Linked DNA regions of Homo sapiens: region 2 is linked to region 1. The links are chromatin contacts, found by Hi-C or POLR2A ChIA-PET in ENCODE. All regions are on one chromosome and are shown on one strand. The core of a region is the stretch at or near the end of the contact, and the rest is flanking DNA. Distances in the headings are between cores, read along the strand shown. Region 1 holds the start of MAFK (MAF bZIP transcription factor K). Region 2 holds the start of AP5Z1 (adaptor related protein complex 5 subunit zeta 1).

What was found. Hi-C counts contacts between places; a loop is a spot of excess contacts on that map. ChIA-PET counts read pairs that join two places held with the same protein, here RNA polymerase II (POLR2A). Pooled maps may share reads with other maps.
Region 2: a loop to region 1 is called in a map of sigmoid colon, with 5 times the contacts of the local background. The contact joins the promoter of AP5Z1 here to the promoter of MAFK in region 1. A Hi-C loop is called at or near these places in 1 of 168 maps with a recorded cell type or tissue (sigmoid colon), 1 of 37 single-sample maps with no recorded cell type and 6 of 50 pooled maps. POLR2A ChIA-PET finds 5 or more read pairs at or near these places in 1 of 52 experiments (activated T-cell).

Annotation. Positions count from the first base shown.
Region 1 is chr7:1,527,144-1,533,899 of GRCh38, forward strand. It overlaps MAFK (MAF bZIP transcription factor K), which reads left to right and starts at 3,559. Exons shown (of 3, transcript NM_002360.4): 1 at 3,559-3,755. LOC100128653 (a long non-coding RNA gene) reads right to left here. Exons shown (of 1, transcript NR_149036.1): 1 at 5,310-6,756. RefSeq lists silencers at 3,389-3,658, 4,149-4,278 and enhancers at 5,595-5,744, 5,670-5,964, 5,935-6,044.
Region 2 is chr7:4,770,776-4,777,043 of GRCh38, forward strand. AP5Z1 (adaptor related protein complex 5 subunit zeta 1) reads left to right here and starts at 4,848. Exons shown (of 17, transcript NM_014855.3): 1 at 4,848-4,981. The coding sequence starts at 4,941. It overlaps FOXK1 (forkhead box K1), which reads left to right. Exons shown (of 9, transcript NM_001037165.2): 9 at 1-667. RefSeq lists enhancers at 3,590-4,266, 4,267-4,943, 4,317-4,366, 4,407-4,496, 4,927-4,996 and 2 more and a silencer at 4,677-4,806.

The sequences.
Region 1 (6,756 bases), core at 2,309-4,808:
GCTCTTTGGGAGGCTGAAGCAGATGGATTGCTTGAGCCCAGGAGTTCAAGAACAGCCTAAGCAGCCTAGTGAGACCCTATCTCTATTTAAAAATATAAAAGTTAGCTGGGCATGATGGTGCATGCCTGTAGTCCCAGCTACTTGGGAGGCTGAGGCAGGAGGATTGCTTGAGCCCAGGAGGTCCGGGCTGCAGTGAGCCAGGATCGTGCCACTGCCCGCCAGCTTGGGTGGCAGAATGAGATCCTGTTTCAAAACACACACACACACACACACACACACACACACACACACACACACACACACACTTTTTCTTTTTTTGGAGACAGAGTTTTGCTCTTGTTTCCCAGGCTGGAGTACAATGGTGCAATCTCGGCTCACTGAAGCCTCCGCCTCCTGGGTTCAAGTGGTTCTCCTGCCTCAGGCTCCCGAGTAGCTGGGACTACAGGCGTGAGTCACCACATCTGGCTAATTTTGTATTTTTAGTAGACATGGGGTTTCTCCATGTTGGTCAGGATGCTCTTGAACTCCCGACCTCAGGTGATCTGCCCGTCTCAGCCTCCCAAAGTGCTGGGATTATAGGCATGCGCCACCACACTCAGCTAATTTTGTATTTTTAGTAGAGACAGGGTTTCTCCATGTTGGTCAGGCTGGTCTTGAACTCCTGACCTCAGGTGATCCACCCACCTTAGCTTCCCAAAGTGCTGGGATTACAGGCGTGAGCCAGCTTGCCCAGCCAGAACTTAACATTTTTTTACAAAAGGAACTACTAAATGATGAAAAATTTCTGGAGATGGATGATGGCAATGTTTGTACCACAACGTGAATGTACTTAACGCCACCGAACCGTACACTTAGAATGGTTAACTTGGCCTAGTGTGATGGCCACCATGCCCAGCCTATTCACCTAATCACACCTGTGATCTTAGCACTTTGGGAGGCTGAGGTAGGAGGATTGCTTGAGGCCAGGAGTTCAAGACCAACCTGACCAACGTAGCAAGACCCTATCTCTGAAAAAATATTTTTTTAACTTAAAAAAAATGGTTAAAATGGTAAATTCTATGTGATGTTTACTTTACCACAATAAAAAGTAAACTTTGGCTAGGCACAGTGGCTCATGCGTGTAATCCCAACACGTTGAGAGGACGAGGCGGGAGGATCACTTGAGCCCAGGAGTTCAAGACCAGCCTAGGCAACAGAGCAAGATCCTGTCTCTACAAAAAAAAACAAAGAAAATTAGCCAAGCGTGGTAGCACCAGCCCTTGGTCCCAGCTACTTAGGAGGCTGAGGTGGGAGGATCACTTGAACCTGGGAGGTGGAGGCTACAGGGAACTGTGATTGCACCAGTGAACTCCAGTTTGGGCGACAGTGAGATGTTGTCTCATAAAACAAACATAAATAAATAATTCAAAATTTTAAAAATTAGGCTGGATGCAGTGGCTCACGCCTGTAATCCCAGCACTTTGGGAGGCCAGGGCGGGTGGATCACCTGAGGTCAGGGGTTCGAGACCAGCCTGGCCAACATGGTGAAACCGTCTCTACGAAAAATACAAAAATCAGCCGGTGTGGTGGCGCACGCCTGTAATCCCAGCACTTTGGGAGGCCGAGGCAGGCAGATCACAAGGTCAAGAGATTGAGACCATCCTGGCTAACATGGTGAAACCCGTCTCTACTAAAAATACAAAAAAAAAAAAAATTAGCCGGGCGTGGTGGCAGGCATCTGTAGTCCCAGCTACTCAGGAGGCTGAGGCAGAAGAATTGTTTAAATCTGGGAGGCGGAGCTTGCAGTGATCCGAGATCGTGCTACTGCACTCCAGCCTGGCAACAGAGTGAGACTCCATCTCAAAACAGCAACAAGAACAAAAACAAAATTTAACCAGACGTGGTGGTGGGCACCTGTGATCCCAGCTACTCGAGGGGGCTGAGGCAGGAGAATCACTTGAACCTGGGAGGCGGAGGCTGCAGTGAGCCGAGATGGTGCCACTGCACTCCAGCCTGGACGACAGAGTGAGACTCCATCTCAGAAATAAATAAATACAAATTAAAAAATTAAAGAGATAATAAAAGTGTGTGATTAGTAACAAAAGCCTGCTATGGAAAGAATGCATTTGGGTTAGAGGAGCGACACCATGAGTAACGTAAAGAGTCCCGCGGAGATGGCCACAGCTTCTCTGGAGGCTCCCAGCGCATCCCAGGACCCCGAGTGCAGAGTGTGGGCCAGGACAAGGGAAGCACCTTTCCCATCCCCGGGGGATGTCTTTCTGCAAACATCCTGGGGACGTGGGACATTGTCGCTACTGCTGCTGTTGAGTTATTTCTTGGCACCTGTTTCTGCGGCCAGGTTGCAGGCATCACTGTGGCTAGCTGCCCCAGACGGCCGTGTGGGCCTTAGCAAGGAGGGGCCTCCCAGGTGGCCAGTGCAGAACCCGCAAGTGGGGGGGAGAGATGGCCCGGGAGGCTGCCCCCGCGCTCCACAGCAAGAGGCCACTGGGCTGCTGCCTAAATCCCCAGCCACATGGTGGTAAGGACGACACCCAGAAGATGCACAGACCTCCCTGCACTGGCTCCTGAGTCCCACCTGAGCCGAGAAAACAGGCTCCCGGGTCCCACCTGAGCTGAGAAAACAGGCTTCCCAGAACCCCGGGCAGATGCCATGGGTGTCCTGGGGGGCCCTCGGTTGCCCAGGCCTGAAACTCCTCTTCCTGCAGCGCTCAGAGGGGGGCGGGACTTGGGGACCCAGAAGCGTGGCAAGGGGCTCCAGACGGATCCCCTCTCCAGCCTGTCCTCCACCTGTGACAGGAAGCAGAGGCAGCTCCCTCAGGGGCCCGCCCCCACCTGAGGATCCCTCACAGGACTCCTTGGGCCAGTGGTGCCCTAACCCCATCCTGGGCCTGCTGTGTCCCCTGGCAACCACCAGCTGGGGCTTTAGAAGGGGGCTGGCCCCACCCACAGAGGCTGTGATCACTAGCCGCTTATCCCCATTTTTACATTGCTGGTTTGCTTGTTTTGTTTTTTTGAGACAGGGTCTCACCTTGTCACCCAGGCTAGAGTGCAGTGATGAAATCATGGCAGCCTCCACCTTCCAGGTTCAAGCCATCCTCCTGCCTCAGCCTCCTGAATATCTGGGGCCGCAGGCACATACCACCACGCCCGACTAATTTTTGTAATTTTTTTGTAGAGATGGGGGTCTCACTGTGTTGTCCAGGCTGGTCTGGAACTCCTGGGCTCAAGCGATCCTCCTGCTTTGGCCTCCCAAAGTGCTGGGATTACAGGCATGAGCCACCGTTCCCAGCTGGCCTTAATGTTTTTTATGTTTATAGAGACAGAGAATGGGGGAAGGGAGGTTTCGCTATGTTGCCCAGGCTGGTCTTGAACTCCCGGCCTCCAGAGATCTTCCCGCAGGGCCTCCCAAAGCGCGGGGATTGCAGGTGCGCGCGGGGCCAGCGGCCCCCCGGGCGGGAGAGGAGGGCGTGGCCGGGGGGCGTGGCCGCGGGGCGGGGAGGGGGCGTGGCCCGGGGGGCAGGGCGGTGTGACGCGCGCGCCGCGGATCCCGGAAGCGGTGTCAGATGCTGGGGAGCCGGGCGGGCGGGTGCGGTGGCGGCGGGCGGCGCGGGGGCACTTGTTGTTCTTCGCGAAGTCGGAGCCCGAGCGCCAGGCGGCGGCGGCGGCCGAGGGGAGCGCGACAGTGAGCGCCGGCGCGAGGACAGCGCGTGCCCGCGAGGAGCCGCCGCGCGCCCGCGCCCTCCGCGCGACGCCAGGTGAGGGGCGGTGGGGCAGCGGGGCCCGGGCCGCGGCGGGGACGGGGACCGGGGCGCGGGGCCGGGGCTACCTGGCCGCTGAGTCACGGCCGCCTGGGGGCGCGGGCCGAGGGTGGCGGGGTTGGGTGCGCGGGGCCCGAGACCCTCATGCGGCCCGCGGCGCGGCCCGGGCACCTGCCCAGGTGGGCCCCGCCCCGCAGGCCCGGGGGCTTCCCCGGGACGCGAGGCTCTCTCCCCTGCACGTGCCGCCCGGGCCATGCTTGCCGCGCCGGGGGCCCCAGGGCGCGGACCCCAGACCTGGGAGGACGAGGATCCACGCGGGTCGGCGGCGCGCATCGGGCCCGCGCCTTCACACCTGCGGGGGGCGGGGCGGGGCGGGCGCCACGTGCGGGCGGTGCGGGGAGGGCGCGGGCGCGTGGATTCTCCGCGGCTTCCGCCCCAGCGTGGCTTCCGCGTGCGGCCCCGGACTGCCCCCCGCGCTTCCTCCCGGTGACGGGCGGCGCTCTGGCCCAGTGGCTGGGGTCACGCGTGCCCGGGAACGGGGTGGGGGTAACCGGGTCTCCCCACAGGCGGGATCCTGGGACTGGTGTCGCTCTCAGCCGCCCACCTGCCAGGGTTGCTGGAAGGAAGGCCGTGGGGAGGCGGGAGGGGGGCAGGTGACAGTGGCCCCAAGGCTCGTCCCTTTGCTCACGTGTGGGGCAGGGGCTCCGGCCTCTTCCCGCTCCCACTGCGTGAGTTCTTCTGTGCCTCTGTCAAGTTCAGGAAACTGTGTATGTGCCCGTGACTGTGTGTGTCTGCGTCTGCACAGCCTCTAGATCCTGGGGGGTGGGACCAGGCGCCACCGAGAAACCCAGAAAGCCAGGACCCCGCCTGGCCTTGGCCCTTGACCTGGGTCCGCCTGGGACACAGCAGTGGCCCTGCACTGCATTCTCGCGCTCACACCGTGTGTGTCCGTGTTCGCGGGGCCTCCCGTGTCCCTCTCCTGGTGTCCTGCGTCCCTGAGCATGCTGTTTTCTTGCTTCTTAAGTAGCTCTTGTAGCTGAGGCAGAAATTAGATCCACTCACCATTCATTCACCAGGTGACCCACAGGCAGCCAGCCAATCTCTGGCCAGGTGCCTGGCCTTGGGAAGATCCTGAGACTCAAAACGCCCCCCACCGCCCCCCATCGTGGTCTAGGGGATATCTGTGTGGTTCGGCTCTGGCAGCGCCCTTCCCACCCCTCTGATTCTCCAGGGTGGGCTGCCAGGTCTCTTTACTGGCACTGAGGTTTCACCGTCACGGTGTGTTGTTGTAAGGGGTTCTCCAACACAGAGTGGGGTGCCCTATGCAGCTTCTCCAAACCCAATGTCTTCAGGGACATGGAGCATTAAAAGAGCCGTGGGCGGGGTCTGGAGAACATAGGTGGGCTGTGCAGGTGTCTGGGACACACCTACACCCTATTTGGGCGTCCAGTGCCATTTATGAGAACATCTCCCTTTCTTAGGTAACCCAGTAGGAATGTCTGAGTTTGACCTTGGGAGAGGGAGTCTGCTTTTAAAACTAGACCTCTCATTATTCCAAAATAAGACATTTATTAAAGCAGAAAAACCAGGCTTCTCCTGCCTTTTATCCTTGAACCGAGCCAGGGCTTTGAGGGGCTGGTTGCCCGCAGCGTCGACTCCCCAGGTGCTGGTAAACCCGGGAGCCAGCGTTTACCGAGGGTCAGGGTTGTCGGGGCGCCAGCCTTTGTGTGCACCCGGGAGGCTGCTGTTAAGGGAGACCGTCTTCCGGGCCACTTCGCTGTCTACAAGGCGTGTGCTTTCACCCACGGGGCTCAGCGATGGCTGCGTTTGTTTACAGTCTCTGGCAAAGCTGTTTGCCACCCAGACGGAGAAGAAGTTGTGCCTGTTCTTGTCCCAGCTGTTTCTGAGTCTAAAGGTTTCTGGAGTGGACTTTCTGGGTTTCGGGTCCAGTCCACACGGGAAATGGAAATCTGGCCAGCTGAGAGAGGGCTCCGTGTGGCCGCCTTTCAACAGTAAACAGTGACTCACCGCTCCGTCCCCACCCTCCCTGCTCTCCGCGAATGGAAGATGCCTTTCCCCGCTATTTATTTTTGCTTTTTATAAGTCACAGACTCGTCATGTTTCCGCTTTCCTACAGTTTCAGGAAACTGGGAGTGTCGTCTTAAAATCATAGAGTTTTAGAGCAGGTACAAGCGAACTTGAGTGGCCACATGCCCCACCCCCCGACCAGCTGCTGTAGATGAGGAAGCCCAGGCCATGAGGTCTGCTGGCCTGTCCCACAGGCCGGTGGGGTCTGGTGTAGAGCCTTCCTGCTTCTCCGCACTGTGCGTCGGGTGTCCTGGGGAAGGTATTGGGGTGGAGACTGCCCTCTCCCTGCCCTCCCATGCGGGGCCGGCTCATCTCGTACAGCGGGGGCTAGTGTGGGGTGTAGGGAAGACCTTCTCCCTGCTTGCAAGGAGCTCACCATGCCTTGGGGAGGCCCCCTGTCCCCAGAAGGATCTAGAACCAGGCCTTGGTAGAGGGTGCTTGCCTACGCGAGGAGGAGAGCAGTGGGGAGTGTTTCTGGAAGAAGCAGGGCAGGGAACCACGTGCTCTCTGCAGATGGTGATCAGAAACCTGAAACGGCATTGGGGTGGGGGAGTCGGGGTTTGGGAGGAACCCCCAAGACTTTTGACTGCCTGTGGGGCTGTGTGGGGGGCACCAGGATCAGGGTGAGGGCATCCCATTTGGCAAAGCTGTGGTCCAGACAGGAGACGCTGGAGGCCGGAGCCTGGGCAGGTGCTGTGGGTTCAGGCGGGTGATGCTTGAGGGCTGGGATCAAGCCTGGTTGGCGCGTGGATGAGGAAAAGAGAGAGGGGCAGGGGCAACTCCGGTGAATGATGCGGTTGGGGGCTGGGGGGCATCTGGGCCCCCCGGAATGCCCCTGACTGGACTTAGAGGCTGGGAGCGGATTGAAGCCCCAGGGCGGCCGGGGGAGAACAGGATGCTGATGGGGAGC
Region 2 (6,268 bases), core at 3,598-6,097, 3.2 Mb after region 1:
AAAGCCAATATTGAGTTTTTGTTCTTGTTGTTTTAATCTGAACGATTATTCTCCTGTAAAAATAATTTGGGAGGGGCGGGTGTTGTTCGGTGTGTGTGTGTGTGTGTGTGTGTGTGTGTGTGTGTGTATTTTTTTTTTTACAGTGGCGCCTGTCTAAAGTATTTTTCACAACATGTTTGATAATCAGTGCTTTAAAAAGCAGCAGTGTCCTATGAAGTGGAAATGTCAGTTCTAGAGCATTGGATGTGAAGTTCTGGTCATGTCACCTTGCGTGTCTCACCCTGGAGGAGTGAAGGTGGGCGCCCGGCGGGGGGGTGTGGCTGCACCCCAGCACCGGGAGGGGGCACGCACGACACCAGAGGAAGGGACAGCCCCACCCATGTCAACAGCAGGCAACCTGTGTTTTCATTTCAAGTGGGATACAGTATTTTTTTAATAAGGAGCCATACTTTTTTTTAAGAGTTTGAGATCTGAATGTGATTTCTAATTGTATCAGACGTTAATGTTTTAAAGCTATAACAAAGTTTAAAATTTCTACTTTTTGTTTTTCATTTATTTTAACTGTTCTTTTATCTATTAAATTGTTGTATGTGGATGGGGAAGTTTTGTTTCTCCTCTTAGCATTTGTTTCTATAACCAGAAATAAAATTCTATATTAAAGAAATGACCCTGCGGCTCCGGTGTGGTCCTTCTGCGCAGGTGGCTACTGAAGGTGGCGGACGGACAGACGGCCTGGACACACAGACACCAGGCCCCTGGACACATAGGCTCCCGACCCCCTGGATACACAAACACCTGACCCCCTGGACACACAGGCTCCTGACCCCCGGACACACAGACCCCTGAGCCCCTAGACATACAGGCACCTGGCCCCCTGGACACAGAGGCTCCCGACCCCCTAGACATACAGGCTCCCGGCCCCCTGGACACACAGGCCCCTGACCCCCTGGACACACAGGCCCCTGACCCCCTGGACACACAGACCCCTGACCCCTGGACACACAGACCCCTGAGCCCCTGGACATACAGGCTCCCGGCCCCCTAGACACACAGGCTCCCGACCCCCTGGACACACAGACCCCTGACCCCTGGACACACAGACCCCTGAGCCCCTGGACATACAGGCTCCCGGCCCCCTGGACACACAGGCACTGCGCCCCCCTGCTCCAGAGGCTGAAGGGCGGCTGCTGATAAGGGAAGTCGCCCATAGGTCCCTGGTGTCCCGTTCCTGGCTCACACAGGAGATGCTTCTGCAGGTGCCTGTGGCTCCTGGAGTCAGTGACCCCCACCCACTGAGAGTGCTCTAAGCGAGGATGTTTGCAGCTCCAGGAATGTGAAGACAACGTGTGTCTCCCCTCAGACATGGCAAAGGCAGAAACCAGCTGAGCCAACCCCCTGCCCCTGGCACACGCCCACATCCTGGCTGGGGGGCACTTGCAGGTACTCGTTGCTGCCCCAGTGGCTCCTGGGCAACTGTGGGTCCTTCCTGCTGGCCCTTGGCTAGATGAGAATTTCTACCCATGTCCAAGATGGGTAGAAATGTACGTGGGTAGAAATTCTCTCAGGCCTTACTTATTGTAGGTGTGGGGCCTGGGGGGTGGGGATGGCATTGACTTTGGAACTACACAGACCTGGGTTCAAGTTCCTACTGTGTCCTTACCAGCTGTGGGACTTCAGCTTGCAATGCGCCCCACTTCTTCACATGCAGCACAGGCACCCCCACCCCACAGGCCTGGCGCCCCGAAGCTCAGCTGCGATGCCATCAGTCACTGTCTCTTCTGAGAGTCCCCCAGACTTATGAGACCCTTGGGTGTGTCTGTGTGACTGCCTCCGACAGACTTGACAGTGGTGCATGCTTGTCACATGTCTCTCTTCTGTCAAGGTTCTGTAGTGTTTGCATGTGACTCCCTCAGTTCAATAACTTGCATTTTTCCGATGGCACAGTTACCCACCATTGCAGGTAAGGTTTCACTGCTTCTCTGTCTTCCTTCAAGTTACTCCATTTCCATTGTAAGAGGTTAACATAACTTTAACAGATTAGTTCTAGTTTAAGATGTCAGCCCAGGCTGGGCGCGGTGGCTCACGCCTGTAATCCCAGCACTTTGGGAGGCCAAGGCGGGTGGATCATTTGAGGTCAGCAGTTCAAGACCAGCCTGGACAACATGGTAAAACCCCGTCTCTACTAAAAAAAATACAAAAAATTAACTAGGCATGGTGGCTTGCACCTGTAATCCCAGTTACCTGGGAGGCTGAGGCAGGAGAACTGCTTGAACCCAGGAGGTGGACGTTGCAGTGAGCTGAGATCACGCCACTGCACTCCAGCCTGGGGGACACAGCAAGACTCAGTCTCAAAAAAAAAAAAAAAGAAAAAAAAGAAAAACATTTTAGCCCAATAGCAAACATGAGTGAGAAGCGTATGTAGGCTTCCTCCAGGGATCTGCGTTGGCTAATTATTAATTGCATCTTTCCTTTTTAAGATGTTGTCTTTGTGTTTGTTTGTTTGCTTGCTTGTTTAGAGACAGGGTCTTGCCATGTTGCCCAGGCTGGTCTTGAACTGGGCTCAAGCGATCCTCCTGCCTCGACCTCCCAGTGTTTGGATTACAGGTGTGAGCCACCGTGCCTGGCCTTTTTTGCTTTTGATTAGCACAACCATTTTTCACTAGTGAGACCTTAAAATAATATTTTACACTAATGTAAATATTTTGTAAGAAACAAGTCAAATATTACCCCTGGTAAAATTGCTTAAGGTCGTGTCTGTGTGAAGAGAGAGAGGGAGAGAGAGATTGAGATTCCTGGCACACAGTTGGAATCTCAGTTAAAGTTAGCTTCCCTGTGAACCTGGTATCTATACAACAAAGAGGGGTGCATCTCTCAGAACCCCAGAAGACATACAATTGTGCACTGCAGCTCTATTCGTTATTGTCAAAATCTGGAAACCGACCAAATATTCATGGACGAACAAGAAAAGCTAAGTACGGTACGATTCCATTTGCATGAAGTATAAAAAGACGCAAAACTAATCTCTGGTGATAAGAGAGACTAGCAGTTACTTGTGGGGGAAGGGAGTGGGCGTTGACTGGGAGGGGGCCACAGCGGGGAACCTCTGGGGAGCTGGAAATGGTCTAGGTCTTGAACTCAAACCATGGCAGGAACATTTACACCACAGAAATTATCAAACACAAATCAACCCCCGGCTCCCCACCGTCGCCAATGGAGCCGAGGCTTAAGACATTTGCAAATTTACCACCGATTTCTAGAAATGTAAATAGTGGAGTTCATTTAAGATTTGTGCGCTTTGGTGTGGACGTTTTACCCTAGTAAACGTTAAACACTGGCAGTAGGCTTTCCATAGACTACCTGTCACCAGCTTTCCTTTGCCAGTCTTCAACCTGCGGCTCCAGGGGCACCCGCCGCACTCCACCGACTCCCATCCACCGCTCACCATCCACCGATTCCCATCTCTTCATTCTCTGCACCAGGTGCCCTCAGACATCACTGGGCGCCCTAGGGCATCTCAAAGCCATGTTTGGAACTCCTGCAGGAAGCCCTCCCTCCTCCTCCTCCTTCCTTCCATCCAGGGGTCTTCTCGGGGCTTATCCCTTCAAGGCCTAACCTTGACCCACCCTATCTACGCAACATTGATTCCCACCCCTACCCTATTCCCCAGAACCTTCAGCAGTGCCTAGCGCAGCTAGGACTCAATCATCGCTTGTCCACTTAATGAATGACTCTTGGCACAAATTTCCTCGTCCTTTTCTGCCCCAGACAGACACCCCACAAACATGAAGTTACCCTTGATTTTTCCACTTTCTTCCTCCTGCCTGCAAATTCCTCAATCACAGGTGGTGCAAATCCTACCTCTAAATGGTACTGAATCTGCCTACTTTCGGGGCAACCTCCCTTACCTGGACCACAACTGCACCAGCCTCCTTTCTCCCTCAGGAGCTTCCCAATCCATTATCTCCCCTGCGGCCAGAGATCAGTTTCCTCCTGGGGTGCATTTAAGCCATAGGAAGCAGATCGCTACCCTAGGCCCGTCCCTCCCCACCCCTTGGTCTGGACACCCTCTGGGCTCATCTTAGGCCGCAGTCGCCGAAGCCTTCCTCCTCCGGTTGGACCCCCAACCAGGTCAGGCTGTCATAGCGTTTATCATGACGCTGGCGTGTCGCCCTGTGTCCCTCGGCCGTCTGCAGGATGGCAAACTTATGGCCAGGGCCCAGCACATTTGGGCACCCAACACATCCGTTAGAATGAACAGAAACTTCCCCTCTCCGAGCCTGTGGCCTCATCTGTAAAACAGAGATCGCGAGATCCCATGAATACCGTGGGGATTGAATAAGGGATTTTTTCGTTTCAAGCAGCAGGAACAGCGCGGGATGGGTGCTCAATAAATGGGAGCTCAAAAAATCCCCAAAACTGCCCAGAGCCGCGGCTATTCCTTGCAAACTGCTGGACACTGCTGGGCTCAGCCCACAAGTGTCGGAGTTTGCATCAGATTTTCAGGTCGTACTTAGCAAAGGGACTCCCGCACGACAAAGCTGTTTACGAAACAGAAACCAGAACTGGGGCAGTGACACTTTGGGGCCAGCAATGCCCTCTCCCAAAGCCCCAGGCGCCCAATTTCCGCCGAAATGCTTTCCGGGGTCGAAGGGCGCCGGGGCTCCAGAGTGCCGAGGTTCCGGGGTCGCGCGATTCCGCAGCTCCCAGGCGCCGACCCGGACCCCCGGCCGCGGCACCTACGCCCCGCCCCAGTCGCTCCACGCCAAAGCCCATTGGTCGGCAACCTGTCCCTCCTGCTCATGTGATGCGGCACGTGACGCAGCCACGTAAGGCCGCTGCGCTCACGTGACGCGGTCCCGGAAGTTGACCGGGGTGCGGAGCTCCTGGGCTGCAGCTCCTGGAGTTTCCGAGGTTCGTGCGCGTCTGGTGGCGGCGGCGTGATGTTCTCGGCAGGAGCGGAGAGTTTGCTCCACCAGGCCAGGTACGGGGGAGCTGCGGCCCCGGCCCTCCTTCCTGCATCTCTCCCTAGGGGCACACGGGGGTGGGTCTCACAGGGCAGGGGCTTGGGCGCCAGCCTTGCAGGAACCCGACTGGACTCGCCCTCGAGACTTGGGGATCGGGTAAGGCAACACGGCGGCCAGGCTTGGGGTGAGGAGGTCGGGGAGGGTCATGGTGGGTCCCCGGAGGAGGTGACACTTGAGCAGAGTCTTGGTGAGTGAAAGCAAGTGGGGTGGGACCCAGTCGACAGTTTAGTCAAAGGCTTGGCGGTGAGAACTCCGCGTCTGGCAGGAAATCGGGCAGCCGGGAGATTTCAGTGCCTCACAGTCAAGAACGCAAAGTCACAGTGTCCGGAGGCCTGCTAAGGAATAAGGCTGTGTGCCAGGCTGGGGAGCTGGAGGCCATCCGAGGGCTTTGCGGAACCGTGGGAGGGTTTTGTGACTTAAAAAGATCTCTCTTGCGCGGATGTATTAGCTAGGCTGAGAAATCACCCTCCAGGCTGGTTTCAGGCTGTGTCTGGACTCCCAGTAACGAGTGAGTAGCTCCTTCCTCACCAACTAACCAGTCATGGGGGAAAACAGTGTAAGCCAGGACTGAACAGACTCACGGTCCACCAAACAGGCAAAGACTTCATACTACATGTTTAAAAGAAGAAAATGCTGACCGGGCGTGGTGGCTCACGCCTGTAATCCCACCACTTTGGGAGGCCAAGGCAGGCGGATCACCTGAGGTCAGGAGTTCGAGACCAGCGTGCCCAACATGAGGAAACCACGTCTCTACTGAAAATACAAAAAAAAAAAAAAAAAAAAAAATTAGCCGGGCGTGGTGGTGGGTGACTGTAATCCCAGCTACTCGGGAGGCTGAGGCAGGAGGATTGCTTGAACCTGTGAGGTGGAGGTTACAGTGAGCTGAGATGGCGCCACTGCACTCCAGGCTGGGGGACAGAGCGAAACTCCGTCTCAAAAGAAAAAAGAAAAAAAGTAAAGAAAATACAGCCAGCACTACAGCCCCTTGGTAAACGTAAACAAACTTGGTGAGGTGAGAGGCCGAAGCAGGAGAAGTGCATGAACCCAGGAGGCCGAGGGTGCAGTGAGCCAAGATCGCACCACTGGACTCCAGTCTGGGTGACAGAACGAGACTCCATGTCAAAACAAACAAGCAAACCTGGACTCAGAGCTAGACCAATTGGTGGGAAAGATTCGGGTGGTTGAAATTGCTGTGATTATAGTGAGTGAGGTCTTGAAGGCAGGTTAAGTTCTAAAGCCCGAAC